Regions from separate parts of the Homo sapiens genome. Here region 1 is linked to region 2. A link is an interaction called in ENCODE POLR2A ChIA-PET data of the cell type or tissue named here. Cell type or tissue: endothelial cell of umbilical vein. All regions are shown on one strand. Each heading gives the region's core, and the rest is flanking DNA. Links, peaks and the distances in the headings are about the cores only. Region 1 overlaps MBD5 (methyl-CpG binding domain protein 5). Region 2 overlaps MBD5 (methyl-CpG binding domain protein 5).

What was found. Peaks named below come from ENCODE experiments on the same cell type or tissue, not always from the same donor. Only the 100,000 strongest peaks of a DNase experiment are listed, where the experiment ranks them.
Region 1: POLR2A ChIA-PET joins it to region 2 with 7 read pairs; 2 of 35 experiments call an interaction of 5 or more read pairs at or near these places.

What each region holds. Positions count from the first base shown.
Region 1 is chr2:148,204,682-148,221,381 of GRCh38, reverse strand. All of the region lies in intron 2 of MBD5 (methyl-CpG binding domain protein 5), which reads right to left. Among named protein-coding and RNA genes, the nearest start is that of MBD5, 190 kb to the right of the region's middle. In endothelial cell of umbilical vein, for the core only: no CTCF peak of the experiment used is centred there; no DNase peak of the experiment used is centred there.
Region 2 is chr2:148,275,821-148,292,520 of GRCh38, reverse strand. The region is part of intron 3 of MBD5 (methyl-CpG binding domain protein 5); the gene reads right to left. Among named protein-coding and RNA genes, the nearest start is that of MBD5, 260 kb to the right of the region's middle. In endothelial cell of umbilical vein, for the core only: no CTCF peak of the experiment used is centred there; a DNase peak (open chromatin) is centred at 10,120.

The DNA of each region.
Region 1 (16,700 bases), core at 6,015-11,014, 69 kb after region 2:
TAGGAATGTAAATTACTAAAAGCACTATGGAGAACAGTCTGGAGGTTCCTCAAAACTAAAAATAGAGCTACCACATGATTCAGTAATCTCACTGCTGGGTATATACCCAAAAGAAATCAGCGTATCGAAGAGTTATCTGCAATCCCATGTTTGTTGCAGCACTGTTCACAATAGCCAAAATTTGGAAGCAACCTAAGTGTCCATCAACAGATGAATATAAGAAAGTGTGGTACTGACACACAATAAAGTACTATTCAGTCATCAAAAAGAATAAGATGTTGTCATCTGCAACAACATGAATGGAACTAGAGGTCATTATGCTAAGTTAAGCCAGGGACAGAAAGACAAAGCATGTTTTCACTTATGTGTGAGATCTAAAAATCAAAACTATTGAACTCATGGAGATAGAGGAGAGAAGGATGGTTACCAGATGTTGGGAAGGGTAGTTGGAGGGTTGGGGATACGTGGGGATGGTTAATGGGTACAAAAACTCCTAGAAAGAATGAATTAAGTCCTAGTATTTGATAGCACAACAGGGTGACTATAGTTGATAGTAATTTAATTGTATATTTAAAATAAGTAAAAATTGTTATAACAAGATGTCTTAGAAAAAAACTAAAAGTATAATTTGATTGTAACAGAAAAGATAAATGCTTGAGGTGATGAATATCCCATTTTACATGATGTGATTGTTACATGTTGCATGCCTGTATCAAAACATTTCATATATCGTACAAATATATACACATAGGTACCCACAAAAATTAAAATAAAAAATAAGACTATGACTAGTCTCATATCAGCTTTACTACTAAATGAATCTGATTCAGCTTTTACCACTATTTGAAATGTCAAAATTTCCAGTTTCCCAAGCTTTTTGATATTAGAATTGCAGATAAGGGACTGTGGAACATACTACTTATTAATTTGTTAATTTCTTGTCTCTTCCACATAATGCATGTTCACAAGAACAAAGATTTGTTTTGTTTTTGCTCTGTAGTCCAGTGCCTAACAGATAATAATAACTGAATAAATATTAGCTAAGTGGACAAATGAAGGCCTCTGTAAGGATTAGCTTTGTGTTATTTTTACATTTTAAGTAAATCTTGTCCTACAGTCATCTCTCAATTGAAGCAATAGTTGAACTTTTAAAAATATTATTATTAAAATTATCTCTTCTTTTAAGGCTCATTGAAAGGCAGAAGGATAGAAAAATATGATAAACAGTATTTATATAAACTACAGGAAAAAACACCTGGTCTGTGTGATACAGTGGGAAGAGTTCTCAGCTAGAGTTCTAGAGATCTAGGTTGGTTTCCTTCCTTTCCTTTTTCTATCAACTACTTACCTATTTATTATTCATCTATCCATCCTCCATTCATCCACTTCTTCCTCTTTGACTTACATATCTCGCCATTTTGGCTCGATTCATTATCTGTCAAATGAGTGGATAAAACCTGGTGATCTTTAGCCATTCTCTGATTCTGCTAACAGTAAATAATTGTGATAATATTTGACTATCCTAGAGGTTGGCTCACACTAGCTTTTCAATTAAACTTAAGCATGTTTATTTGTTTAAATGTTACTATAGCTTTGTAGGATAATGTGAAGTTAGGTAATGTGATTTCCCCAGTTTTTTGTTCTTTTTGCTTAGGATAGGAAAAAGTGTCACTTAGTGACACCTTTGCCAAATATGTATTTTATGTTACAGTTACACAATACTGAATTTTTGTGTGTTTCTGTATGCCTAATAATAGCAAACGTTTATTGGACATTTTCTATGCACCAGAAACTATTTTAAGCTTTTTACATACACTAACCTTACAACTCTCTATTAGTCATGTGCTGTATAATATTGTTTTGGTCAACTATCAATTGCATATATGACAATGATCCCATAAGATTATAATGAAGTCAAAAAATTCCTATTGCCTAGTATTTACTATACTCTATGTTTTAATTGTTATAGTAGAGTGTACTCCTTCTACTTATTAAAAAAAAAAGTTAACTGTAAAACAGCCTCAGGCAGGTCCTCCAGGAGGTACTCCAGAAGAAAGCACTGTTACATAGCAGATGACAGCTCCGTGTGGGTTACTGCCCCTGAGATCCTTCCAGTGAGACAAGATATGGAGGTGGAGGAAAGCGATACTGATGATCCTGACCCTGCATAAGCCTAGCCTAATGTGTGTGTTTGTGTCTTAGTTTTTAACAACAAAGTTTAAAAAGAAAAAAATTTAATAGAAACAAGCTTATAGGATAAGGATAAATAGAAAATATTTTTGCACAGCTGTACATGATTGTGCTTTGTGTTTTAAGCCAAGTGTTATTATAAAAGCATCAAGAAGTTAAACAATTTAAAGTTTATAAAGTAAAAGTTACAGTAAACTAAGGTTAATTTGTTATTGTAGAAAAAAACTTTTAAAATAAATTTAGTGTAGCCTAAGTCTACATTATTTATAAAGTCTACATTAGTATACAGTAATGTCCTAGGCCTTCGCATTCACTCACTACTCACTCACTGACTCACTCAGAGCAACTTCCAGTCCTCCAAGCTCCATTCGTGGTAAATCTTCTATACAGATGTACCAGTTTTTATCTTTCATATCTTACTTTTATTGTACCTTTTTTGTTTAGATATACAAATACCATTATGTTGTAATTCTCTACAGTATTCAGTACAATAATATGCTGCACAGGTTTGTAACCTAGGAGCAATAGGCTATACCCTATAGCGTAAGTGTACAGTAGGCTATAACATCTAGATTTCTGTAGGTACACTCTATGCTGTTCACACAATGAGGAAATTGCCTAACAATACAGAAAGTACTCATGTCATTAAGCGATGCATGACTGTATCATCCCCTGTGGTAGAATAGATTGCCATCTGTTTCACTACCACATCTCCACAGAAAGTGTGCACCTCTCTGTGCTTTGACTTTGGGCTCGGCTATGTAACTTCTCTTAGCTAATTGAATAATAGCAGACATTACCTAAGTAGAACTTTGAAATATGCTTATGCAGATTAGTCTGTTCCCTTGCAATCCTGCTGTTCATACTGAGAAAAAAAAATGTCTCAGGTATCCGTTGATCCAAGGAAGATGAGAGATATGTGATATGAACCTAGACTTACCCCCTACCAAGAACCAAGTCCAGCTGAGCCCAGCCTGGATGAGACCTATCCAGTGGTCTCATCCAGTGGTAGGGCTAAGACATTAAGCCATGCAAGTCTGGTCAAGGGCTTATACTCTTAAGTCCCATGCCATATTGCCACTACACTATACTGGCTATATTGTATGATATTAAATTATGTATTAATACGCTAGTGAGTGATCTGGCACATATTAAAATTCTTAATTTTGTCTATATTGTCTATATACACATCAATGGACAAAGCTGTCTTGCAATTTGGAGTAAAATGTTTTTTATCGGGGGAGTTTTAAGAGGTTTGGAAGCCTGGCCATCAGTACCAACAACAGTTATGGAGGCAAGGGAAACTGGCCCTTGAAAAGAAGGGTAATGACAACTCCGTGAGGGTGGAGATTATATGTCTCTCATCATTTAAGCAAGAAGGAAATAAATTAGTGGCAGACTAAGGGTGACTTGATGTTTCTTCAGCTGTCAAAAAAGAAGAGACTGCTTTGATCATGAAAGATGATGGGATGGCATGCATCAGTCCACAGCTGTACGCCCCAGTCATACAGAATAGGACTCAGCAAACATTCGAGTGCCATTCAGAGAGAAGAAACACACATCCAATCCTAAACATATGAAATGGCAACAACAAAAGGAGGAAAAGACATCTTATGAAAACATGGCCACCTACTTGGAACATTCCATAGTGTGACATAGAGTAAGTCTGCTTAGGATTATTCCATTGATCCCCAGGGGCCAGTTGCCCAGCGCTCAAAGCCCAAGGTGGAAGACAAGTGCTTCCATGAAGAGCTGATGAGCTGGCCTCTCTGCAGACTGCTCCATACCCTGTGCTGTCCTGCCTCAGATGCAGAGAGAGAGCACAAGGCTCCCTCTCTCCTCATCTTTGGTGTGCCTGTGTTCTTGCTACCATCACAGCTGAATGCAAAGAAAGGCCATCCTCTGAGAGGAGCAGGGGTGGAGATGCTAAAGCAGAGGATCCCTCCCATTGCTGATAGATCCTCATCTGGCATACGCTTCACCCACCCACCCCATTCTCTGCTCCCACATACCGTAGCCCCATCACAGAAGACGTGACATGGAAAAAACACTGTGTCCACCCTAGTTCTTTTCTTAAATTTGGGCAGGGATCCGGGGTGTAGGTTAAGAGATTTTTAATTTGCCAGATTGTATGCTTATGTTGTTGAATGTACAATGAATCTATGGTATGACAGCAGTTTCTGGATAAACATTACTTTAGGTCCTAAAATGCAGAAGGGAAAAAGCAACTTTTGTCAGATGCCTATTTTGCTTTCATTTCATCTCTAATATTTTGGATGGGGAACCATCCAAAGCTTCTGGCTGCATGAAGGTCAAGTGTGCCAGTGTGCAGCTGGGTTTCTTTTCCAGAACTAAAAGTACTTTGGGTGGTGCTGAGGGTCAGCGGAAGAAGTAAAGATTGTGAGAAAGGAGAAACACGGGCTTGGGGAGAACCCAGAATTGGGGACAGAAGACCTAGCACTAGGCTACAGCACTTAGCACCTCTGATCTTGTTTTTCCTCATCTGTAAAAGGAGATTAACAATGCTTTTCTGCCCACCTCTTGGGGAGAAGGGAAGAATATAATTGTTAAAAAAATGTTTTGAAAAATAAGCAACACTGTCTTTATATAAGTAGCCAAGCATTATTAATTATCCACCCCATATCACGGTAGATACCTGTATTCAAGCTATCTGGACATGAAAGCAGTCACATTTTAGAAGTCATGAAGTTGGTGCTAATAAACCTAATCTACAGAAAAAAAAAGTTTTTTGTCTTGAGACATCAATAATATAAAATAAATGCACTGCTTTCTGGAGTCAGATTAATAAGACTACATTATAGACAGCTCTTGGGGTAGTTTCGTAGCTCATCCCCATACCAAATAATGGATCTCACTGTTAACAGATCTACTACAGTTTCTACTCTCTGGCTCTGGCTGACCAGTTGAGGCATGCATCTGTGATCTAAGCTTGATCGGCCAGGTTTCTCTTCTAATATTTTCAAATTTGCACCCATGACTGGGCATTTCTATCATTGGCTCCACTCTGGAGAAAGCTACTGTCCAGAGCTATCTTTGTTCCCTCCCTTCCCACCTTCCAATTGCATTAGAAACTCCAGTATTTCCCCAGAAAATACCCTTTTTGTATAAGCTTGCCAAAATTTGTTTTTCTTCTTGTAATCTTAAGAAATTTAACCAAAAGTTTAAAAATCCATTGTTTTTTTCTGTTATAATTTAAAAGTGCAGAGGGAGGATTTCTTAAAGACAAGACCAAATAAAGCTTGCATTTGTTTTATATCCTATCAAAGTAGTTTTGCAATTTATAGTTGTGGACAATGTGTCCCCTGATATTCATTAAAAATTCTTCCATATTTTCAAAAACCAAGGTCTGGCTGGGCATGGTGGCTTATGCCTGTAATTCTGGCACTTTGGGAGGCTAAGGTAGGAAAATCGCTTGAAGCCAGGAGTTTGAGATCAGCGATATAGCAAAACTTTGTTTCTACCAAAAAAAAAAAAAAAAAAAATTAGCCGGGCATGGTGCTGCACACCTGCATTCCTAGCTATTTGGGAGGCTGAGGTGGAAGGATCACCTGAGGCCTGGAGTTCCAGGCTGCAGTGAGGTATGATGGTGCCTGGGTGACAGACTAAGACCTTGTCTCGAAAAAAAACCCCGCCCACAACCTGCCCACTCAAAAACAAAAACAAAAACAAACAAACAAACAAAAACAGGGTCCATGGGCCCACAAGGAGTCTGTGGATAAATTATATATCAGTAAAACTGAACAAAGTAGATATCTTTCATAATCTTATGTATTTTATGCATTAAAACATTTTATTTCTATTGAGCTTTGTTTACTCCTTTTGATAATTCAAGGCAAGTGAACATATGGGATTATTTATGTCACTGATTTACTCAGAAGTGCTCAAATATATTCCAGACACTATTTTGGGGGCTGGCGATGTAGCAGGGACAAAACAGACAGTCTTTGCCCTCACAGAGTAGTGGTAAGAAAGAATATGTAGAATATAAAATTTCACACTACTGTTAGTAATGAACCTGGTACAAGTACCACAGCGAGGAGATTAGAGTAGCTTAAAATGTGAGAGTAAGAAACACAAAATGCTTAGAGGAAATTAATGTGCAATCCTTAACCTATATCTAGTTTTAAGTGATATATTAACATATGAAGGGAGCCCTGCCATAGTCAAGTTTAAGAGCAATAATAAAGTACAACTACTAACTACCACAATGACAATAAAGGTAAATAGCAATGCTAAGGTTACCTTACCAGTAATTTCATATGTGCTATTATAACTTCTTAATAATCTGTCAGGATGGGCAGGTGAGAAAATGGAGCCTTAGAGGCCCACCAAACTTGATCACTTTGATTAGTGGTAGAACCAGGAATATAGCCTGGTTTTCACATCTCCTGGTTTTATTTCCTTTATACCACATTACCTAATCACAACCGAAGACAAGTTTCACAGCAGACAGTGTTGAAATTTCTTTTTATTTACTTCCATAATCTACTTGTGACATGGGGTAGAGAAGCAACATAACAGGGGTCATATAGGAGCTACTGGTAACAAATTGAACACTTTTGGTTATCAGGCATAAGCTCAGATTAGCAAGAACTTTGGGGTGGTATGATAGATGTGATACTGGGGAAATTTAAGAATGAATTACAAAAGCAGATTTTTCCAACCAATGAATTGAACCATTTAGTGCAGAAGTTGGCAAACTTCAGCCCATGGAGTAAGTCCAATCTGCTACCTGTTTTTATATTGCCTGTGTGAATTGTTTTTACATTTTTAAATGGTTCAAAACATGCTAAAAGAGGAAAGATATTTGACAGCAAAAAGTTACATAAAATTCAAATTTCAGTGTCTATAAATACAGTTGAAACACAGCCATGCTTATTTATGTACTGCCTATGGCTGCTTTCACACTACAAAAGCAAAGTTGAGTAGCTCCACAAAGACCTGGGTCTCAAGTCCTAAAATATTACCGTCTGGCCTCTTGCAGAAAAAATTTGTTGGCCTCTCACCTAGAAGGTCACAGAGTTAATGTTAAAGGCAGTAATAACATCTGTTTAACTTATAATTTTAAAAATGAGTAAATGCATAGTTATTTAAATATTTCTTCCCTTTAAAATGGAATGATTTGAAAGCACCTGAGGCAAATGAATGAATATCCTAGAGGCCTAAGAAGCATGTTCACATCTTAGCCACTCAGTCAGTTGATCACTTGGATGACCTCTAGACATCATGGTATTTTTTGTTAATATACAGGTTTAAATTATTTAATTCTCAGTCTGACATTTTAAAATTTACTGACTCACAGATTGCTGGCTAAAGACAGAATAAAAAAAAAACAGTTGGTGACATATAATTAATGAGAAGCATAAACATTCTTTGATGTCTATAAATTTGCCTCAAGATGACCATCACCATATCAAAAAGTTGTATTTATGTAGTTAAAAGGGGTAAGTCTCAAATACGTTAAAAGTCTGTGTTAAAAGAAATTTGGTGATGATCAAATCCAAAATTTTCTGGTTTAGAAATTAAAATCAGTTAATTTAGAAAGAATAAAATATAAAAAACTCTAAAATGTAACATCATAAACACAGTTTTGCATGTACTTTTGATGCGGCAACTTAAATTTACTTTTCAATATCCACCTAAATACTAGTTTGGCCTCAAAGTCAAATACTGTTTAAGTATCATCTGACTTTTATAGTTACTGTTGTTAAGTCCTCCTATTCCCTGCTCCCTGCCCCATACATAATTTAAAGTAAAATAAAAGCAGATCATTTACTAAAAGTGAGAATGTTTTAATGTCTTTATTATGCATATTAGCTTATATTTAAAATAAATTTAATGATATAATTCTTGACAATATAGTTTCTCAAATTTTTGTAGCTAAAAAATAATAACATCCTTTTTTGAAAATCTTAAGGTTTACCTCCTAAGAAACATTGAGGAACACTATACTAAAGAATAGGGAAAAAATTAAGTGATAATATTATTCATACCACTTGTTCATCATTATTTTTTCAGCTAAGAGATGAGTACAACTCTTTGCCAGCCACTATGGAAGAAAGCCAAGAGAAAAACGGCAGTTCCTGCTTTCAAAGAGCTTACTGGCTGGTGGCTGGAAGGAGACGAGTACAAAGATTGATAAGTTCTCTGACACAGGTAAAGTAAGCCACTGTTATCATGTAGAATAAAGATGAACTCAGTTTCTGGTGGTGAGAACAGAAAAGAACGAACAAATAGGAACTATTAATAAGGTAAAACACACTGGGCATCCTGACCAATTAGATGAGGGAAGAAAGATAGAGAATTAAAATTGTTGTCAATGAGATGCCTTATATTTAGAGATATAAAGAGAAGAAAGAAAGGGTCTAGTGAATGTTTACCTAGAAAAAATGAATATGCTAAAAATTTTCCTCTAGAGATGACCAAATCCTCTTCCTTCTTAATTTCAAGTTATTATAAAAAATCCCTCATCCAAAACCTTTGGAAAATCACAGTGTTTTAGAACTAAGAATTTTTTAGAGTTTTGAAAGGTAAGATTAAAACATACAAAAATTAAAACATACACATATATACATACACACACCTTTTTAATGTCTAAAATACACGTCAAAGACTGCTCTATACCAAACTATAATTTCAGGCTTTTTATCATTGATGATTGATAGTGATTCAAAAAGAATGGACTCTAAGTACCTGATGAATAAATAAAATGCAGTACTGTATATCTATATAATAGAACATTATTTGGCTATAAAAAGTAATGGAATTCTGATATATACTGCAACACAGATGAGCCTTGAAAACATTACCATGAGTGAAAGAAACAAAAGGCCATGTATTGTATGATTCCACTTAAATGAAACATCCAGAATACGCAAATCCAAAGAGACAGAAAGTAGACTACTGTTTGCCAGGACTAGGAGTTGAGGGAAATAGAGTAGGAAATGGATACAGGGTTTCTTTTTGGAGTGAGGAAATGTTCTAGAATTGAACAGTAGTGAATGATATACAACACTGTGAATATACTAAGAAGCACTGGATTGTACAATTTAAAATTTTCAACTTTATGACATGAATTATATCTCAATAAAGCTGTTCTTTTCTTTAAAAAACAGTGGGCTGGGCATGGCATGGTGGCTCATGCTTGTAATCCTAGCACTTTAGGAGGCCAAGGCAGGAAGATTGCTTGAGTCCAGAAATTTGAGACCAGCCTGAGCAACATAGTAAGACCCTGTCTCTACAAAAAATACAGAAAAAAATTAGCTGGGCATGGTGGCACACACCTGTAGTGCAGCCACTTGGGAGGCTGAGGTGGGAGCATCGCTTGTGCCTGGGAGGTTGAGGTTGCACTGATCCATGATTACACCACTGCCCTCCAGCCTGGGTGACAGAGCGAGATCCTGATTCAAAAAAGAAATTCATATTTTTTTATCTCGTGAACATGCACATTTTAAAGTATTTAAAATAAGCCATCAAGATGAGTTATTGTAGGGATGTACTTGTTTGTGACTTTGAATAGCCACATGGATCTTGTAAGATCCACTGGAAAAAAAAATTGTAAAAGAGTTCCTCAGATACTTCATATTTTAAAATAAATATAATCATGGAACATCTATAATTAGTATGAATAAATAAACACAGGAAAATAATCAAAGAACAAGTCTGGGCCACAGTGTGCTTATTCCAAAAAATATAACAAAAATCGAAAATTTCAATCAAACGCTGAAAGTAGTTTTAAAGAGTTAATCTTGCAGTTTTCTCTGAGTCCAAAGTTTACATTCTTTTTATACCAAATGAAGTTAGGAATGTTTATAAATGAATTCAAAGCTACTACAATAGGATCACTGTGAACTATGGCTTCTGAAAACTGAAGAAAATGTAAATTTGAAGATCCAACTAGAAAAATGAAAGAATGAAGAAACTGGAAACTAACTTTGAACAACCTTCAGCTTTAACATGTAAAGGATAATTCACAGAGAAAAAAAGAAACAAAGAAAGAAAGGGACAGCAAAGTCCCCCTAAATCTATCTCAATTCATTTGCGTCCTAGACTGATGTTGTATTAGGCTTAAGCATAAAATATTACTCAATAAAACTTATAAATTGGTTTGCTGATTCACGTATGAAAATATGCTGAATGATCCCTTCCACTGGCAGATTACAGCTAGTTAGCAATGGATAAGGAGAAAAATTTACTTCAGCAGATTGGGAAAGTCTACACTGAATTTACAATCACATAATCTTCTCTTATACATACATATAAAAAGGGAACTATCTAAAGACAGGATTTTTTTAAGATCTTAAGTAATCAAAACTAGATACAACTGAAAGTTTAGTAGAAGTGAAAAAAGTATATATGTAACAAAAAATCAGCATACTTTCTTTAATATTCATAGAAAATAAATTAACAAGATAAAACGTTTACATTACCAATGTTTATATAGTCATCTAAGTTATTTTTTATAATTTGTGTGTTTTCTTCAGGTTAAGCAATATAAGTAAAATAAATGGGTAAACTTTGATTTATAATATAATAAGATGATTACTAGATTCTAACATATGACATGAGCTAAATTTAAGCAGCTCCCAATATTTACCCTAATATGTGGTAAATCACAATTTTTAAAAATTGTTATTGTTTTGGCCTATTAAGATAATACAAGTTTAATATTATTTAAAAAGTTTAACAATATTAAAAAAGTATAAAATATAATTGGATCTGTGTAATTTAGCAAAATATGAGCTTGCCAGTCATTTTATAAGACCTATTATCTCTTGAACAATATAATAAATGAGGTATGTTTGAGGTATTCAAAAAAAAAGAATTAACCAGTTTTTTTCTAAATGGTACATCCTTAACATTGGAGGTAGAAAGGGGTAGGGTATACATAAATGAAGATAATTTAGTAGTAGCAACTGGTTTGTATGAAAATCAGCCTGTAAGTCTTATTTAAAATGTAGGAATTAGGCTAATGCTTGTAGCTCTAAATAAGTAGTTTTATGGCTTTTCTTTGTGAAATGAAAATAAAATTAAGATCTATTATGTAACATACTGTGATCAAAAAGTATTTGTTAGGCTTCCTAAAGTCCACATTAGAATTTTAGTTGGAACTAAAAAGCAATGAAAAACAAATGCCTTCCTCCAAGAGGTAGTAGTTTCTATTTTATATGTGTTTGATGTGTTTGGATATTTGTCCTCTCAAAATCTCATGTTGAAATGTAATCTTCACTGTTGAAGGTGGGGCCTGGTGGAAGGTGTTTGGATCATGGGGACAAATAGCTAGCTCATGAATGGCTTAGTGCCATCCCCTGGTGACAAGTGAGTTCTCACTCTGAGTTCATGTGAAATATGGTTGTTTAAAAGTATGTAGCACCTCCCCCCGCCCCTTGCTCCTCCCCTCACCATGTGACATGCTTTGCCTTTCACCATGGTTGTATGCTTCCTGAGGCCCTGATAAGAAGCCAAGCAGATGTTGGTGCCATGCTTATACAGCCTGCAGAACTGTGAGCCAATTAAATCTTTTTCCTTTATAAATGCCAGTCTCATTATTCCGTTATAGCAATGCAAAAATAACCTAACACAGTGTCTTAGTCTGAGCTTCTATAACAAAGTGCCTTACACTGGGTAATTTATTAAAAAAAAAAAAAGAAAGAAAAAAGAAGTTTATTGCTCACAGTTCTGGGGAATGGGAGGCCCAAGATCAAGGAACTGGTAGATTCTGTGTCTGGCAAGAGCCTGTTCTTCATAGATGGTGCCTTTTTTGTGTCCTCAAATGGCAGAACAAGTTTCCTTGGGCCACTTTTATAGTGGCACTAATCCCATCATGAGGGATCTGCCCTCATGATCTAATTGGCCCCTAAAAGTCCCACCTCGTAACATTATTGCATTGGGAATGAGATTTCATCATATGAATTTTGGGTAGACAGAAACATTCTGACTAGAGTACTAAGTAATACACAAAACTACAAATCTCAAATAACACAATGAGATATATAATAAAATGATCATATGTAGCAAATTCAGTTGTATGCTCCTATGTCAACATAATCAGTTTTAGAATGTAATTTAAAAACTATCTATTCATGGTAAAATCAAAATGAAAAAGTTACAATATATTATGCCAATGCCAATGAAAAGACAGAAGTAATAATGAAAGTTAAAAATAACATTTGGATTTGAAAAAATGTAGTATCACATATAACGGTGTTTAATCAATCCCATGTGAAAACATAACTAGAGACAATTAAAATACAATTTGCTTCAAATAAATTCCTTTGATTATAATTTATAGAACAGAGGTATTTGATGATACTATTTCTATTCATTTTATAATTCATGGAAATATTTGCTTTGCTATAAAAGTTAATTTTAAAGTTTCTAAAAAAATAAGTAGTTGAAGAGAAAAGCTGGGGAATGAAGAGTCCCTTAAAGTAACCATCAGGTAAAAGTAATCTATAAAAATAATTGTAATAGTCAAGTGATGTTTACAGGCAACCTTGGAAAAAAAAAAAAAAAGAACAGATAACCAAAAATGAAAAAGGCAGCAAGATCACAAAATTGTTTCCAGCCACACATTTCACCTAAAAGAGATGAGCAGTCATATAAAGTAGGTATAGCCTGGCGTGGTGGTTCACACCTGTAATCTCAGCACTTGGGGAGGCCGAGGCAGGCAGATCACTTGAGGTCAGGAGTTCGAGACCAGCCTGGCCAACATGGTGAAACTCCATCTCTACTAAAAATTAAAATAAAATTGGCCTGGCATTGGAGCGCATGCTTGTAGTCCCAGCTACTTGGGAGGCTGAGACACCAGAATCTCACTAGAACCTGGGAGGCAGGGGTTGCAGTGAGCTGAGATCATGCCACTGCACTCCAGCCTGGGCAACAGAGTAAGACCCTATTTTCAAAAAATAAAATGAAATAAAGTAAAATAAAATAAAAGTAGGTATATAGGGGAAACAAACACAAGGTAGAGTGTCCTTATTCCATGTTTTCTAGATTGAATAATATACAAACTACATAAAATCAATTGATTAACTAATCTTAATAATAATTCCCCAGCAGCATCCAGCAGAAGCTGGAAGAGGTAAGAAACAGCTTATTCTTTAGAAGGAGAATGGCTCTGCCAACACACTGGACCCACTGGATTTGGGTCCAGTGATACTGATTTCAGACTCCTGGCCCCTAGAACTATAAGAAAATAATTATTTTTTGCATTAAGACACCAGGTTTGTGGTAATTTGTTACAGAAGCCACAGGACACTAATACACAAACAACATGCTTTAGGGTGCTAGGGCTTAACTGAAAGTTATTTTGGTATACATGAAAAGTTATCTATATGAACATATATTAATGTCATGCCATATATCTTAGGGAATTTATTTGTGATAGTTAGTTGATTTTATTTTGGGTGATGAACGCAGGTATATAATCGTGTCATCTACACCCAGGGGTTTAACGTCATCTTTTTTTTTTTTTTTCCTAACTTCTAGTATCTCTCTCAGCTGGCTCCCTTTAGTACAATGTTAAATAATAGTCACGCCAGTGGGTATCTTTGCAATGTTCCTGACTTTTGCACAAATGCTTCCAGTGTTTCCTCATTCTTCCACCATCTCCCACCCTCGAATGATCTGTTATGGACTGAGGGGACAATTAGTAACTTTTCCAAGTCTAGTGGTGTTGTAACCGAGTAACCTATTTTTAAGGGTTTTTTTTTTGTCCTTTTTTTTTCTTTTTTACTTCCCTCCCTTATTTGGTGCCTGTTTCTTGTTAATAATAAAATAATGACCTTTACTCTCCTTCTTTCCCCCAGGCACTCCCTTGCACTGCTCACTTATCTAATTATGTCTGCTTAGAAGTTTCTGTGATTGAATCTTGAGACAATCCAGGTACCTATGCAATTTTCTCCCAACAAGAGATTATGTGAGTGTACAGTTAATTTACAACCTATATATGCTCAAGATAATGCTAGCCCATTTACCAGATTGGACAATAGCACATAATAAAGCACTGAAGCAAGTTACGTGGTCCTGTACCTCCTTGCCCCTCCTGCACATCCTTCATACCAAATTTCACTTTTAACTTGTTGTATTCTGGCCAAAAATTTGAAATGGTTTCTTTAAGGCAGGAAGTCTAGACCATTTCCCCAATGCTACTTTGGAAATAAAGTCACTTTTCTTCCACTGAACTTTGTCCTTGTAATTTGGTTTTGCAAACAGCAAGCAGCTGAACCTGTATTCAGTGTTTCTGACTATTTTCAATGGTACGTGCATTGTCTTTCCAATTATTGATGCCATGCTATTTAACCTGTAGATATTCATAACTGCTTCATCTTCATGTGTATTCACAATGAGACTGTGTTCACCTCACTTAACATTTTTGTTGACTGAATTTCTCTGGTCTAATATAAATACCTTGCTTACCTTTATCTGGCTTTTCATCTTTATGTTTTGACATTTATAAGATACTTTATTGTATCTTTTAAACATATCAGAGAATAGAGTGCTCTATGATTTGGTCAGAAATCTACTTTTTAAAAAGTGAGAGGTTGGGAAGGCAGTGGGGAGGGGAGATGGAGAGAGACTGGTTAACGGGTACAAAAATACCATTAGATAGAAGGAATAAGTTCTAGGGTTCAATAGCAAAATAGGAATATTTTGTTGTATATTTCAAAATAGCTAGAAGAGAAGGTTTGAAATGTTTCTAACCCAAAGAAATGGTAAACATTTGAGGTGGTGGATATCCCAATTACCCTGATTTGATCATTATTCACTGTATACATGTATCAAAACATCATATGTACCCCATAAATGTGTATAATTATGTTTCAACAAAACATGTTTTTAAAATCCACTTACATTAATTTTTCTCTTGGCTGATTCCCCTTAGTAAAATGTTAAATGATAATGTGACAGTGGGCATCTAACAGAAAGAATTGTTCTTCATTCTGTTATTTTGTTTTCTCTCTGTATACATATATATGCGTGTGTATATAATATATATGTCTACATATACAAGTGTGTGTGTGTCTCTCTATTTTTTTTTTTTTTGAGACAGGGTCTCACTCTTGTTGCACAAGTTGGAGTGCAGTGACGCGATCTCGGCTTGCTGCAACCTCCACTTCACAGGCTCAATCAATCCTCCCAACCTCAGCATCCCAAGTCACTGGGTCCACCAGCTAATTTTTGTATTTTTTGTAGAGCTGGGGTTTCGCCATGTTGCCCAGGGTGGTCTCGAACTCCCGGGCTCAAGTGATCCTCCCACCTCAGCCTCCCAAGTCGCTGGGATCACTGGCTGATTTTTGTATTTTTGTACAGGCAGGGTTTTGCCATGTTGCCCTGACTGTTCTCAAACTCCTGGGCTCAAGGGATACGTCTGCCTTGGCCTCCAACAGTGCTGGGATTACAGGCATGAGCCATTGCAGCCTGCCTATTTTCTACATATTTTTAAACAAAAATATCATTGGTACTGTTTATCCTATTTTTCTCCATGGGTAATTTCTCTGTATCTTTGTTCCAGTGGTTATGTTTATAATTTTATGCAACTTTGTTTTTACAAATAAACATGTAATTTATATCTGTCCTTATTTCTGTATTCAAAATCTATTAGTTCACTGTTATAAGCAATTATAATATTTGCATGCTTTCTATTACTCTGCCCTTTTTCTTTCATTCATCATATTTCAGTTAATGTTTTTCACTATTTTTCCTTGTATTGTTAAATTATGCTGATACTTTTATTTTTTGTCAGCTTTAATTGATATTCTTTGACTTCCAAGTATTAAAGATGAGAAAATTAGTCCACGCCTGTAATCCCAGCAATTTGGGAAGCCAAGGTAGGCGGATCACCTGAGGTCAGGAGTTTGAGACCAGCATGGCCAACATGGTAAAACCCCGTCTCTACTAAAAATACAAAAAAATAAAAATAAATTAGCCAGGTGTGGTGGGGGGTGCCTGTAATCCCCAGCTACTTGGGAGGCAGAGGCAGGAGAATCGCTTGAACCTGGGAAGTGGAGGTTACAGTGAGCCGAGATTACGCCACTGCACTCTAGCCAGGGCAACAGAGAGAGACTTGTCTCAAAAAAAAATAAAATAAAAATAATAAGACAATTGTAAAGACTGGGGAAAAAAAGTGGAGAAAACAGGTAGAAGTGGTATATTTTTAGGGAATATATTTTATTTTTAGGGAATTTTAGTAAACATTTTATATTTATATTTATATATAGTGTCTACATTTTGTTCTTTAGCTCTAATTCCCACATTTTAGTCTTTCTTTTACAGTTAAATCCTTTCAATGCTTGCTGACAGACCTTCTATGATAATTTTCCTGTTTATTTATATCTGATTGGCAGTAGCTCATTTTCTAAGAATGTTTTCAAAAAGTATTTCTTGAGTTCAAAACTGTCTTTATATTTGTTGAGTTCAAAACTGTCTTTAGTATTTAAACTTGAAGACATTTGGGCTAAATTTAAAATATTAAACACTTTCCTTTC
Region 2 (16,700 bases), core at 7,885-12,884:
ATATCTCATTGTAGTCTCGATTTGCATTTCTGATGATTAATGATTGAACACCCTTTCATATACCTGTTTGCTATTTGTATGTCTTCTTTTGAGAAATGTCTATTGAATCAAATCTTTTGCCCATTTTTAAATTGTATTGTTAGATTATTTTTCCTGTAAAGTTTATGAGCTCCTTACATATTCTGGTTATTAATCCTTTGTCAGATAGGTAGTTTGCAAATATTTTCTCCCATTCTGTTTGTTGTCTCTTCACTTTCTTGACTGTTTCCTTTGCTGTGCAGAGGCTTTTTAACTTAATGTGATCCCACTTGTCCATTTTTGCTTTGGCTGCCTGTGCTCATGGGGTGTTGCTCAAGAAATATTTGCCCAGATCAATATCTTAGACAGCTACTCCAATGTTTTCTTGTAGTAATTTCATAGTTTGAGGTCTTAAATGTAAGTCTTTAATGTATTTTGATTTGGTTTTTGTTTATGGTGAGAGATAGGGGTCTAGTTTCATTCTTTTGCATACGATTATTGAGTTTTCCCAGCACCAATTATTGAAAAGACTCTTTTCCCTCAGCGTATGCTTCTGGCACTTTTGTCAAAAATGAGTTCACTGTATGTGTATGGATTTGTTTCTAGGTTCTCATTCTGTTCCATTGGTCTATGTGTCTGTTTTTATGCCAGGACCATGCTGTTTTCAGTTAGTACAACTCTGTAGTATATTTGAAGTCAGGTAATGTGATTCCTCCAGTTTTGTTCTTTTGCTTAGAGCAGCTTTGGTTATTTTGGATTTTTTGTGATTCCATATACATTTTAGGATTGTTTTTTCTATTTCTGTGAAGGATGTCATTGGTATTTTGATAGGCATTACACTGATTTTATATATAAGAAAGCCAAAGGAATGTTCTAAAAATCTACAAAAATTAACAAGTTCAGCAAAATTGCAGGATACAAGATCAATATACAAAAATCAATCATTTTCTTTTGCCATTGACTCAGTGTTAAAAAAAATTGGTTATTTTCTCTAAACGGGCAATGAATAATCTGAAATGAAATAATAAAACAATTCCATCGAAAATTCTATTAAAAAATTAAAATATTTGTGAATAGATTTAACAAAGGAAGAGTGAAGTTACATTTTAAAAACTACAAAATATCAGTGAAAGAAATTAAAGACTTAAGTGAATACAAAGACATCTCATGTTCATGGATCTGAGCTCTACTATTGTTAAGATGATAAAATTCTCCAAATTGATCTACTGATTCAATGTAATCTCTATCAAACTCCCAGCTAGCTTTGTTGCTAAAATTGGTACGTTGATCTTAAAATTCACATGGAAATTGATAGAACGTAGAATAGCCCAAACACACCATTTTAAAAAACAGGAACAAAATTGGAGGACTCTTACTTCCTTATTTCAAACTTATCAAAGCTACAGTAATTAAAATAGTGTGGTACCTACAAAAAGATAGACACATACAGATCAATGGAATAGACATGACAGATAAATAAAGCATGTATTGACAAAGATGTGGAGAAACTGAAACCCTCATACACTCTTGGTAGGACTGTAAATGGTGCAGCTGTTTTGGAAAAGAGCCTGACAGTCTCTCAAATGTTAAACATAAAGTTAACATATAAGTCAGTAATTCTATGCCTAGTTATATAACAAAGAGCAATGAAAATATATATTCACATAAAAACTTGTGCACAAATATTTATAGTATTATTATTCACTATAGCTAAAAAGTAGAAACTACTCAAATATTCATCAATTGATGAATAAAATGAAATGTGGTATATTCGTAACTGAAATATTATTTGGTAATAGAAATGAAAAAATTACTGATACACGCTACAATATTGATGAACATTAAAAATACTGTACTGAGTAAAAGGAAATGAAGAGAAAATAATGAGCGGGGAAGAGCCTGGGGTTGTCACACTGAAAACATACAGTCACTAAATGGCTTAGTATTGATAAGTCAACAGAAGGTCAGTTAAGGTATGAGGAGACTGATAATTTGTATTGAGGCCTCTTTCATCTAGAAGGAGAGTCATGGCAGTGCAATGGTGAATTTGATCAGTTGCTCAGTACTTTAAACTGCTCTAGTTCTCCTTTTTTATTCTGAAATTCCTAAAGCCTGTTAAAAGGCAGGAATCTCATTCTTAAGAAATATATCTTTCCCAAGAGAATGATTTAAGTGTTTATTGTTTCTTAGATTTAAAAAAAGCAGCTTACTTTTCCATTCATTTAAAGAGTAATACATGATTTTTGGCTGGGTGCGGTGACTCACGCCTATAATCCCAGGACTTTGGGAGGCTGAGGCAGGTAGGTCACCTGAGGTCAGGCATTCGAGATCAGCCTGGCCAACGTGGTGAAACACTGTCTCTACTAAAAATACAAAAAAATTAGCTGGGCGTGGTGGTGGGCACCTGTAATCCCAGCTACTTGGGAGGCTGAGGCAGGATAATTGCTTGAGTTCAGGAGGTAGAGGTTGCAGTGAGCTAAGATCGTGCTACTGCACTCCAGCCTGGATGACACAGTGAGACTCCATCTCAAAAAAAAAAAAAAAAAAAGGTAATACATGATTTTTATAGGATTATTAGAGAATACAAATAAGTGTAAGAATGAAAACAGTCCTATTAATTAAAACCAAATAACTATTAAACTGTTGATATTTTTGCATAACTTTCTCAGACTTTTTTTCTGCTTTCATTTTTTGCAAAGCAGTGACAATACTAAATTTCGTACATTTTTAAAGAGAAAGTCCACATTTAAGCAAATTATTTGAAAACATTATGTATAATAACATCACATTATTGCATTGTAATTTGTTCATTACCATTCACTACTGTTTACCATTTAGGTTGTTTCCAAATTTAGTTATTATAAATAATGTTGTAAAGTTTCCTGTGGATAATGTTTTTCTATGCTTCCTTAGAATAGATTTTTAGAAACTGAGTTAAAGGATAATAATATCTTTTTATCCTTTATGTAGGTATGGCATACCTTGGTAGGTATCCAATGTAGGTATGGCATACATACATTGATTAGTTGTTTTCCAAGAGTTGTACTAATTATACCTACCCACAGTGTAAGAAAATACCTGTTTCTGGACATTTTCACAAACATGTCATCTTACCCTCATGAGCACTATTGTCTTACCAAATCTCTAGAACATGAATCTAAAATTCCACTCATAACCTATATTGAAAGAAGAACTCATTATAAGTTTCATAAAAGGAGAAATTGTTAATATTTGCTATAAAGGCTTTTCATAGTTTTATGAGATAAATGTACTATACATTAAATAGGAGTAAAGTTAATTTTTCTTATTCTGGAAAAGAATGAGTTTGTATCAGCTTGAGTCAAATAAAAAAACTATTTTGGCCATTTCTACTATTAGCAAGGCACTGTAATGAATGAAGCTTATAGTTTGGGAAGTTGTAAGCACAAAAGTAGTTCAATAACCATATGAGATTTAAATAAATAGTTTCAGAAAACAGCAGAAGAGTTGTTCAGGGGCTGCACACAATTATTTGTCAAAGATATAATACAGAAAAATGAAGCCTCTGGAAATTCAGATGAGAGAGATCACTGCAGGTTAGGATAAGATTTATTAATTACAGAACTTACTAAATATATAGAAAACACAGAGAAGTCTTGGTCTTTATTCAAAAGTCTTTGAACCATAAGCATCAGCCTTTAAAAAATTCTGTTTAGTGTTTATAACATTTAATCATTTCATTTTTAGATTACTGTTTTTTTTTCCTTTTTATTATTTCTACTTCAAGACTCACTTCTAACAAAGTATCCTGTGATAGATTACACTACACACATCCCTGCATTGAGTAGTTAATTGCGCCTATGGTTCACCTAGTCCGATCATCAGGGCTTTTTTCCCTTGGTATGTATTTGTTTTTGGAGCATCTATTATAATATAATGGTGAATCAATTGGTGCTAGGTTATTTTGGTTCATAGCTATGACATAGCAAAATATCTTTCTTGGATAGTAGAATATGATTCATGCTAAATAAATGTCACTATCAACACTGACAGCCCACTTTAGTCAATGCTATGAATGAATTTCCATCTTATTACTGTGAAGAAATCACTTTTTTTTTTTTTTTGAGACGGAGTCTCGCTCTGTCGCCCAGGCTGGAGTGCAGTGGCGGGATCTCAGCTCACTGCAAGCTCCGCCTCCCGGGTTCACGCCATTCTCCTGCCTCAGCCTCCCAAGTAGCTGGGACTACAGGCGCCCGCCACTACGCCCGGCTAATTTTTTGTATTTTTAGTAGAGACGGGGTTTCACCGTTTTAGCCGGGATGGTCTCGATCTCCTGACCTCGTGATCCGCCTGCCTCGGCCTCCCAAAGTGCTGGGATTACAGGCGTGAGCCACCGCGCCCGGCCAGAAATCACTTTTTTAAAGGTCTGAAGTTTATACACACACACACACACCAACATAACACACACTTTCATGGTACTTAAAAATGCCATAGTTGATGAGTTATTTGAGATGAGAAAGCATCTATAATAAACTTGAAAAGCTTCAGAATCTTGCTATCCAGAAATTCACCATTTATGCTACAGAGTGAGTGCGTCCCCCAAAGTTCATGTGTTGCAAATGTAATCCCCAAAGCAACAACGTTGAGAACTCGGAGTTTCAAGAGGGGATTAGGTTATGAGGGGTCTGCCCTCATAAATGAATTAATGTTGTTATCATAGGATGGTTTCATTATTGTGAGAGTGAGTTTGTTATAAAAGTGAGTTTGACACTCTCTTGCTTTATCTTATACACATGCTCTATTGCTCTTCTGCTTTTGGCCATTGGGATGATGTGGCAAGTAGGTCCTCACCAGATGCAGGCCCCTTGACCTTGGACTTCCCAGTCTGCAGGATCATGAGAAATACGTTTTTCTTTATAAATTATGCAATCTGTGGTATTCTGTTGTAGCAACACAAAATGGACTAAGACAATTCCCATATTCAGAAGACTGAAGGCAAAACAGGAGAGGTCCCATTACCTGAATATTCATTACCGAATCAAAAGTTCTATCAGCATAAAAAACTGACTGATACATCCGTCACTCACTAATTGGGCCCTTCTCAAATATCCTTCCCTACTCAACACTAAAGAGCCTGTTCTTACTCTTCATGACAAAAATTTTGTTGGTCAGTCTTTCTCTAATCAATGGATGGTGTAAACATATCTGTTCTTTTGGGATGCTATCTATGCCTATAAAATATGCAAATTTATGCAAAGTCAATATTGGGAAAGATGTGGGATTTCATGGAGTTAATGAAAATTATATTTGAACACTACTCACATCACAAATAAAGCCAGTAAGAGCAGTTAAAAGTGAAATAAAGAAAATAAGCAAGGATCATGATTCAATGGGTGTTTGAAAGGAGAATAATATAAACATTAATGATTGGAGACACCTTTAGGAAAACTAAAAAACCCTCTGAATATTTTTGCAAAAAAAAGAACCTCTTTAAAAACCATAATAGAAAGTTAAACAATAAGGGCAAGATGTCATATTGCATTATCATCAACTTTGTTAGAAATTACAAAAATGAAAATTAAAATGTCATTTATCCTTTGTTGCTCTTCATTATTCCCACAGTTAAAATTATAACTTGCATTTAAATAGCCTTCAGTTAAATATTTTTCATAAGTAAGTACCACTAAACTTACCACTACTATTTACCGTAAATCTTCGGTTCCTTTACCATAAGTCTTTGGTTCCTATTTCATTTAGATTCCTTGTCCTGGCTGCAATTATTCTTAGATAATAACAACAATAATAATAAAGGACAAGTCATAAAAATAATTTTGCTTCTTAAAGATGAGTACAACCAGATTAAATGAATACCTTTTTTAAAACAGAGGCAAACCTTAATTAATTATGCTCATAAACAAAGCATTCATAGTTCTGGTACAGTGTTAACAAAGAAAGCAATGTCCATCATCTGCAATCTTTGTTTATAAAATGATAGATTTTAATGCAGAGAGTGTTGGGAGTAGGGTGAGAAAGTGATTACAGCTTACCTAAATAAACAGAGGTCTGCAAAGTCTGGAAAATTAAAATCAATGAGAAGTTATGTGGGTAAGTCTGCTTGTCAGCTTGGGGATCGAAATGCAGAAGAAATATGATCATAACTCTGATGAATCTTGGCACAACATTTCTCAGCAACTAAAGTTTTTAAAAGTTATATATTAAAAGTCAAATGACACATGAATATGAAATAATAAACATATCAGATGATAAAAAGCAAGAATCATTCAGAAAGTAATAAAAATCAGTAATAGTTTCCCAAAATGGTAAGAAAATATGTTCATGTATTAAAACGGAAAAAAAGCTTTACGACAAATAATCCAGCTACTAAGTCAAACGGCAAATTTCATGTCTGTAAGAACAAACACTTTAGTCACAATAACTGTAAATTCTTTCAATTGAAATATTATTGCTAAATACTATATGGATACCTGAAAATACTAATAATAAAAAGAAGTGTTTGCTGCTATTAAAACTTATTAAAATTTTTACTAAATTATACACTATTCTGAAGAATAAGTAGAAAAAAATGAATAAAGTGATATATAAAATCACTTTAATAAAATATAAATTGTATAAAATTTAATGTATATAAAATGTAATGAATTAGAGGCCAGGCACAGTGGCTCACACCTGTAATCCCGGCACTTTGGGAGGCCAAGGTGGGTGGATGGCTTGAGCTCAGGAGTTCCAGACCAGCCTAGGCAACATGGTGACAGCTTGCCTCTATTTAAAAAAAAATGCGGTGAATTAGAGTATATGCCCCAACTAACAGTGGTGATGTGGTAATATGGGCATATTATTCTCAGATATTCTCATTATTCAGTAAAATCTGGATTTCAATGTAATATTTCCTAATTTTGAAAGATTATGTGAGGCCAGCAATACAAGCCTGTTGGCTGAATCTGGCCCATAAGCAAGAGATTTGTAAATCTAGTATTTTGCTTAAGTGTGGCTAATTTACATCTACAATAAAGAAAGTAGATGCTTCAAACAGTTTAGTCCAATTTTCTCATGTCAATTCTATTAATATCATTCTTTCTTTTAGTATGTTTACAAAATTCAACATGATAAGATCTTAATCAGCTTTCATTTCTAAATGTTTTGACATTAGGTAGGAGGCAGATGAGAAAAAAGAGGTTGTATGTGCACTGGAACTTGTGAACAAGAACAGTTACAATGTCAAAGGTATATAACTGTTATTGAGATGACTTTTTCTACTCTCTTTCAGTTATCCTGTAGTTATTCAGAATAACAGAGTGCTGTAAACTAAGCTGTCTATTTGTTTGAAGAGCAGATGGGGAAAGTAGCTGCTTTGAAATATGATTAAAATATGAGGCCTCTGTTTAGTATTTATTTTTCTTTTTAAGCTTCAGATTTGTGGCTTAAGCAACTTTAATCAAGAGAAGAAGGACCAGACAGCTGCTGTGGTCCTAGTCTGCTGCTGTGTTTCTGCATGGGGAAGGCTGTAATAACAGACAGCAAACAAATAACCAACTCTATCATTTGCCAAGGCTGTGAGGAAAAAGTCACTCATATATTGTTGGGGAGATTGCAGTGTGGGTAGACAACCTTTATGGAGAGCAACTAGCCAGTATCTATCCAAATTAAAAATATATTTACTATTTTGTATTCTGATTTTGAGTAGTTACACAAATCTATGTATATATTAAAATTGATAGAACAGTATATCAAAAGAAAGAAAAAGTCATTTTACAATCTGATAATTTAAAAACAAAAAAGAAAGAAAAAAAGCAAGTGAGCCTGGCATCAGGTTTGTAGCCATTTTTTGGTTAATAATCCCAGCATCTTAAAGGTGGCAGTACAGACAAGACCCATCCATTATCTCATCTAATTTTAAAATTACTCCATTGAGATAGGGACCAGCCCCCACTTTTGATAGAGGGTGATACCAAGGCTCCATGAGAGGGGGGTAACTTGCCCAAAGCCATGCACCGAGTCAAGGATGAAACCCAGATCAAATGCAAGTCTGCCTGCACAACACGGCCACCAGGTTTCTTCCCTGATGCCCTCATTATCTGTTGTTTTGAGGTGATTGAAACAATAGAAAATTCTTAAAAAATGCATTCACTCTTTGACTTAGTAATCATACCTTTGGAAATGTATCTTAGAGATATCCTGTGCATATACAAAATGACAATATTTAAGGTTATTTACTGTGCTGGTTTTACATCAGCAAAAGATTGAAAAAAAAAGTGTTCCTTTATTAGGGGCTGGTTAAATAAGCAATGGCATATACTTCTGATGTAATAAGATGTAACTCTAAAGAGAAATGAAGAAGCTCTCTATGTGTGGAGATTTAATCCCCCAAACTCCATTATAAATTGTTCAGTAAAAAAAGCAAGGGCAAAATAGTATATATAGTATGCTACTATTTGTGTAAGAAGAGGGAAAATACATCTGTATCTATGTTGTTATATTTGTGTTTATATAAACAAACATCAGAAGAGTACAAAAGAAACTAGTGATAACAGTGACCAGAAGTAGGTGGCAGCAGGGGCAGAACAGGGTAAAAAGCAGGATACTCAGTGTATACCTTCTAATATTGCTTTGATTTTTGAATCAAATGTGGCAAGTTAGGAAGATAGTTAAGAAAGAAAGGGGTTATAAAGCAGCTGAGTGTAGCTATGTTTGTGTGCTAACTTTTTTTCTGGGCTCCCAGAGGCAGAAATTTTACTAACCTTTGCACTGCTCTAGTAAGCATAGGCATGGTCCATTTAGAGTACTTTTGACTATATTTGCATGTGAAGGAGGAGGAGAAAACTGTATTGGGGACTTCAGTGGAGAGCACATTTCTTATGACTTAAAATAGGGCCATCGGTGAAGGATAAATGGTTTAGTTCTTAGATTTGTTTGGCATATTCCACTACAGGTATGTAATAATTTTATCTGAATAGGAAAGGAAATGCCTGCTCTACTTACCTCAGGACTAAAATTAGGCTGCCTATTTCTGCTTCGAATTGCTAAAAGCTAAATATTGTATGCTGTGACTGAAAGAGCAAAGGATTCTAATACTTTGGTCTTAGCAGTTAAAGCTGTCAAATACAAATACCAGATAATGTAGATCTACTTCACTCCCATCCCCAAAGAATCATTATTCATAAAACTCTCACTGAGAGTTTTTCCTTACTGCAAAAAGTGCAGGATGGATTGGAGAGCCAATAACTTACCAGGCTCAGGGTTACCTACTTTCCATATGACTATGTAAATATGGAAGGAAGCTGCTGTAACAAAGACATGCAATCATAGCTACATAACTAGTGATTTACAGTTTATACATTGCATTCTGAGAATACCTTATTGCATTTAATCTTTACAAACACTCTGATATGGGAGTGTTATCATCCCTGTTATATAAATGAAGAAATGGACATCCAGTAAGGTGAGGTGACTGGATAATGGAATAGGCTCTACTTGAACCTAGATCTTCTGATTTTGAGCCCAAATGATTTTTCAGTACTATACAGCTTTATATAATTGCCAATGTCTGACATAAAAATACACTGACTAGTATAGAGACAACTAATAATTGCATCTGATGGGGGGGGGCGGTTAAGTCTTAAAAGTCAGTCTATATGGAAAAAATATCCAGTAGTCAAAATTACTTTTGAGGATCATTTAAATGACCCAGAAAGTACAGAAATACAGTGTGGGGGAGGTTTAATAACCTTGATAATATTTCACTTTAAAGTACAAATTAATATATCATATATAGTAATATATATATCTAAAATTATTATGCTACATGTATTTTACAAAAGAGAATGGCTATAAGTGAATTTATACATTAAACATGTATATCATGCAACTCCACTGTACGAGTAATGGCTAACATTCATTGAGGGTTCATAATGCTATGCTAATTATATATATATATACACACACACACATTATATATATACATATTTTTTTAACCTTGAACAACATGAGTTTTTGAGATTTCATTTAATCCTTTCAAGATGTCTATGAAGCAGACATGTCATAAATACAGATGAGGAAACAAAGGTTTTGAAAAGATGAGTCATGCAGGAAGCAAATATCAACGCCAGGATTTGAATCCATCCAATTTGAGTCTGGAAGTCATGCTATGAGAACATGAATTGGTATTCTTATTCTTGTTTTGCTGTAGCATATCTATGCATTAAACAAATAAATAGAATGAATCATATATATGCCAAAGGTGATGGGTTTGACAAAGATTCATATCCTAATTTCCAAATATGTATGTGCAAACTGTTTTGACAGGATTCCTGGTCAAGATGGTACTGGCAATAGACACTTTAGAGACTTCTCTATTTAAAACAGTACTCAGCAATTACGGATAAAGTATAAGATATATTATTGAAAAAGTATAACAGAATAAAGTATAAGAGATATAGTAAAGAAAAAAATCAAGATACTGCTGTACTAAAAATAAAAGTCACTGTGTAACAGAACACAAAGTAGTACGCAAGGCTGACATTATAGAATAGTTAAGCTCCAAGTCTGGTAGCGGTTAGATGCACCAAGGGTTAATATTGCATGTTAGTGGAGATTAAAAAGAACCACCTGGCAAAAGACTTGAGCAAGTCTCAGTGCATAAAAATGGCACTAAGATGTGATTCCCCAAACTGTGAAAAGAAGCTGAAAAAAGCTTTTGGGGATAAACCATTATATAAAACCAGGAAGACAGAGGAGGGAGACAAATCCTAGTTCCTAAAACTTAAGTCAATCCACCCACTGACTCAATGATTGGGATAAACAAAAGGAGATAGAGATAGAGAGAAAAAAAAGTCACTGTCAGGATGAACCTGCAAAATGATTTCCAAAGCACTCGAGGAAAACTAAAGCTAAGAAAGTCAACAAACACAATTGAAAGATCATGAATTTTTAAAAAAATGCAAGAGGAAATATATTTACGAGCAATCAGAAAACATAAAAATAAGAGTTGAAGATTCATACAGAAGTAAAGGAAGAAATATCTTAAAAAAGAATAAGAAATTTTGAAAACAAAATTAAAAGAAAATATAAGAATTGGTGTATGCAAAAAAATGACAAAAATTCTTGGAAATTGAAATTTATTATTTGAAAAAGAAAATCCTAGTAGACAGGATATATTAGAAAAGGATATAGTAGAAAAGGCACCTAGTAAACTGGAAAACAGGATTGAGCAATTCACTGAGAATGTGATACAGAGATACAGAGAGATGAAAACTGAAACAGCGTTAAGTCATGTAGGATACAGGCCTTAACATAGAACAAATTTTAGAAATAGAATGTAGAAGGCATAGCAGATAAGAATGTTTGCACAGATAATGTCTAAGATATCCCCAGTACTAAAGATCAGTAGAATACCTTGGATTAAAAGCATCATTATCATCAAATCCAGAGAAGATAAAATCCATAAAAATATATCCACACCTCAATCCACCACAGAGCAAGGACAAAATCAAGGTTAATAAGAAGTCTTAATGCTATCAGAGGTTAGAAAAAGATGATCTGTAAAGTAACAATAGTTAAATGGTAGATTTCTTTTCTCTCAAAAGACACTGAAAGATATTAGAGTCTGATCTTCAAATTGCTGAGGGAAAAACAACTGTAGCCTAAACACTTAAAATTAGCTAAATTACCATTAAGTAGAGAGGCCAAAATAAAGATATTTTCAGAACTACAAAAACTAGTTTACCTGCTACATGTGTTTGCTGAAATAACTACTTTTCACAGCAAGAAAACAACTTTAGGCCAGGCATGGTGGCTCATGCCTGTAAACCCAGCACTTTGGGAGGCTGAGATGGGTGGATCACTTGAGTGCAGGAGTTTGAGGCCCGCCTGGGCAACATGGCAAAACCCCTCTCTACCAAAAATACAAAAATAAGCTGGGCAGGGAGCGCACACCTGAGGTCCCAGCTACTTGGGAGGCTGAGGTGGAAGGATGACTTGAGCCTGCATGATCAAGGCTGCAGTGAGCTGTGATCGTGCCACTGCACTTCAGCCTGGGTGACAGAGTGAGATACCCACCTCAAGAAAAATGAAACAAAAAGCAGAAAAAAAGAAAACTGAACATTGAGGGAAGGCAAGGGACATAAGAAGTAACTGTGAGGATGGAAATCAAACTACTGTCCCTTTTAAAATAAAATCGACAAAATACAAAGGTGAATTAAATTCTAGAAAAACCTGTAAAGAAAGGCAGCAGATAAAATGTGCATGGATTGTTTAACTAAAGGATACACTAAGCAATTTTAGACTCTGTGAGAAAAATAATATAGTCCACATATGTATTAAAATTTATGGTTAATTTTTTTTCTGTTTTTTCTTTTTGTTTTTTTTTTTTTTTTTTTGCAGTTAGTTTTTAAAAGAATAGAAATACAAATCTATAGCTTCCAAACCAGGAAACGAGAAAAAAGAAAAAAGCAGAAGCAACCAAGAGAAATATCAGTTCAACAGATGTCATGAAAGGAGGAAAAAAAGTGAAGAAAAATTAACTAAACAAAACCACAATAAAATGGTTAAAATGAGCCCAAAGCCAGGTGTGGTGGTATGTGCCTCTAGTCCCAGCTACTTGGGAGGTTGAGGCGGGAGGATCACTTGAGCCCATGGAGTTTGAGGCTGCAGTGTACTATGACTGCACCTGTGAATAGCCACTGCACTCCACCTGTCCAACACAGAGAGATACACTTCTTAAAAAAGAAAGAGTCCAAATGTGTAACTATAATAAATTAAATTAACTTCTTAAAGGAAAAGTACTATCAGAATGGAATTAGAAAAATAAATCCAGCTTTATGATGTTCAGATGAGATACATCTAGAGCTAAATGAAAATAAAGAAGAATGGAAATGATATTCTAAGCAAAAACTTGCCAAAAGAAAAGTAGCAAAGCAATACTGTGATAGTGGATTGTGGGTGTCATCTTGACTGGATGAAGGGATACTCAGACAGCTGGTAAAGCATTAATTACTCTCAATGTTTCAGTAGGCACTGTGCCTGACCTTTTTCTGCTGAAAGAGAAACTCAGATGGTTTTGCTTAATTTTTATTTTTTACAGAGACAAGGTCTTGCTTGTTGCCCAGGCTGTAGTGCAGTTGTGCAATCATAGCTCACTGCACCCTCGAACTCCTGTGCTTAAACGATCCTGCCGACTTGACCTTCCTAGTATCTAGGACTATAGGCTCATGCCACCACACCCAGATAACTTTTCTCATTTTTTAAGAAATGGGATCTCACTATGTTGCCCAGGTTGGTCTTGAACTCCTGGCCTCAAGTGATCCTCCCACCCTGCCTCCCAGTGTTGGGATTACAGGTGTGAGCTACCACACCTTGATGGCTCTGCTTTTGATTAGAATGACTAGGCTGCCCCAGTGTGTTTGTGATGGTGTTCCCAGAGGAGACTGGCATGTGAGTTGGTGGAATGAATGGAAAAGATACACCCTCAACATGGGTGGGCACCATCCAATCGCTTGGGGGACCATATGGAACAAAAAACTGCAGGAAGGGCAATTTTTCACCACTTCTCTCCTGGAGTCATGACACCCTTCTCCTGACTTGGGACTTCAGAACTCCAGGTTCTCCAACCTTTGAACTCCAGGACTGACACCAGTGGCCTACTGGGCTCTCAGGCCTTCAGCCTTAGACTGAGAATTACACTATCAGCTTCTTTGGTTCTGAGGCCTTCATACTTGGACTGAGTGAGTATTTTGGCTTTCCTGGTTCTCTAGCTTGCAGTCTATCATGGGATTTCTCTGCCTCCATAATCAAGTGAGCCAATTCCCCTAATAAATCCCTTTTCACATACCTCTAGATATATCCTACTGGTTCTGTCTCCGGAGAACCCTGACTAAAACAAATAAATTTTAAAAAATAGAATTTAGGGCAAATAAACATTAAATGAGAAAAAAGTGGCATTAAAAAAAGTATGAAGATTTTTAAAATGATGGCCTTAATATACTTAAAAACATACAAATTACCCAAAGAAATGGAAAAATCCACAGACACAGTGAGAGACTTTCACATACACATACACAACCCCATCAAAACCTGATGGATAATAAGGATAAAAATTAGTAAAAATAGATTTGAACAACACAATCAACAAGCCTCTCTATCAGCTATATATATACAACCCTGCACTAAAAAATAGAGCATTCCTTTCAAACACACACAGAACATTCATGAAAACAGATCACACACTAAACCTCAAAAATAAGCCCAAATAAGTGCCAAACAATCAGAGTCATATAAACCAGCCCTCTGATCACAATATCATAATAACAATACGAATGAACTTCAAATACATGATATTAAGTGAAAGAAGATAGAATCAAAGGCTACATATGGTGTAATTATGTTTATATGACATTCCGGAAAAAGCAAAACTACAGCGACAGAAAACAAATCATTGGTTGCCAAGGGCTGAGGTTGGGAGAGGGGTTTATTACAAAGGGACCCAAGAAAATTTTCGTGGGTGATGGAGGTTCTGTATCTTGACTATGGTGGTGGTTCAATGAATGTGTACACAAGCCAAAACTCAGAACTATACACTAAGAAGGTGATCTGACTTTATGCAAATTATATCTTAATTAACCTGATATTAAAAACAGTTCAGTTAGTTAAAACAATAAAAAGCATTTCTTCAATTCATTTATTAAATTAGAAAAACAAAGATCAAAAGCTAATCAATTATGTCCCAATCAAATAAGTGAGAAAAGAAATAAGAGTAAATATAAGAAAGAAGAAAGAGGACAATAATGATAATATAGACCAATCTCTAGCAGGACTGATGAAGAAAACAAAACGAGCACAAATAGAGGCATTATCAATGAAAAAGAGTACATAATACAGATAAAGTAGACACAAAAAACTACATTGCTTGAGTAATTATAGGTAAAGTAGAGATAAAAAACTACATTGCTTGAGGCAAAGAGTTCAAGAGACTAGCTTGGGCAACAGAGCAAGACCCTGTCTCTAAAAAATAAGTTACAGAATATTAAAAACAACTTTAGGAAATATTTGACAGCTTGGATGAACTGAACAATTTATACATATATTTATATTTGTTTGTATTATATGCATAATATATATTAGCTACATATTTAAGTTTGTGTTTTCTCTGGTAAAATTTAAATAAAGGAATTAGTTCTACGATATGCTTCCTAGTGTTACACTAAGACCAAATTTTAATGATCTATATTTTTCCTAAACTCTTAACAGGAATGTTTCCCCTATTACCCAAATATTATTCATATTTTTAGACTCAAGGCTTTGAACTTTCCATAACTTCTTACCATGTCTCACAAATGCTCTTTACTTGCCTTACCTTAATAATTATTATTCATTGAACCAGATTGCAAACTTTGCATTCTCAACTGGACTTAACATAACACTCTATAAATACTGTGGACAACTGAAAATTGCCCCTTAAGAGTGATGTTGAAGAAAGGGAGACACAATTGTTCTCCGAAGCCACAGAGCCAAAAGTACCACAACTGAGTATACCAAAATGAGAGAAAATACAAACTTTCTCTTCTCCTTTGGGTTTAATTTTTTCAAATAAGAACCAATAGAATTTTTACCCCAAATTCTGAAATCCTGATACTGGAAACATGCAGAACTGCTCTTTAAAGGCAATAAAGAAAAGTCATCATACATATAAAAACAAGAGGCACATTCTAAGGAGTCATATCAAATATTTCTTTGTGAAACAGATTTATGTCAAGAAAGAGAAAATTACTTCAAAAAAATCTCTTACATGATAACTAAAGGCAATATATAACTCTCAAGTGGAACCCAGATTGGAGAAAAAATTGCTATAAAACGACATTACTGAAATAATTGGAAAAATTTAAACATAGACTATATTAATGTTGTATCAATGTTAAATTTTCTGAATTTCACAACTATTTTAAATAATGTAAATGAATGGCCTTGTTCAGAGATACATGCTTAAGTATTTAAGTAAAAGTTCATAAGGTCTGCAATTTACTCTTAAATGGTTTAGCAAAATAAGTGATGCATGTGTATGGTGAGAGATAAACCAAATATGGCAAATGGTAATTGATTAAGTGAAAAGTGCAATAATATTAATTATAGTATGTTTACAAATATTCTATAGCTTTGACATTTTTCTAAATAAAGTTCTATTTTTATTTATTTATTTTAGATAGGGTCTTACTCTGTCACTTAGGGTGGAGTGCAGTGGCATGATCATAGCTTACTGCAGCTTTCAACTCCCAGGCTCAGGCTATTCTCCTGCCTCAGCCCCCCAAGTAGCTAGGACTATGGGCATGCACCATTACATTTGGCTAACTTTTTGTTTGTTTGTTTTTTGGTAGAGACAGGGTCTTGCTTTGGTGTCTAGGCTAGTCTCAAACTCCTGGCATCAGGTGATCCTCCTGTCTCGGACTCCCAAAGTGCTGGGAATACAGACATGAGCTACCATGCTTGGCCAACGTTAAAAAATAGTCAAAACAAAAATATAAATATCCAAGAAACATTTCAAATTAAAACATTTTTCAATAAAATATGAGAAAACTTTGAAACTATGAAAAATATAAAATCAGAAAATATTAATTTTAAATAAAAATTAACAAATTTATAACAGCAATAAATGCTGTAAGCAGCAAACAGGTGATTTTAGAAGACTGTTTTGACAAATT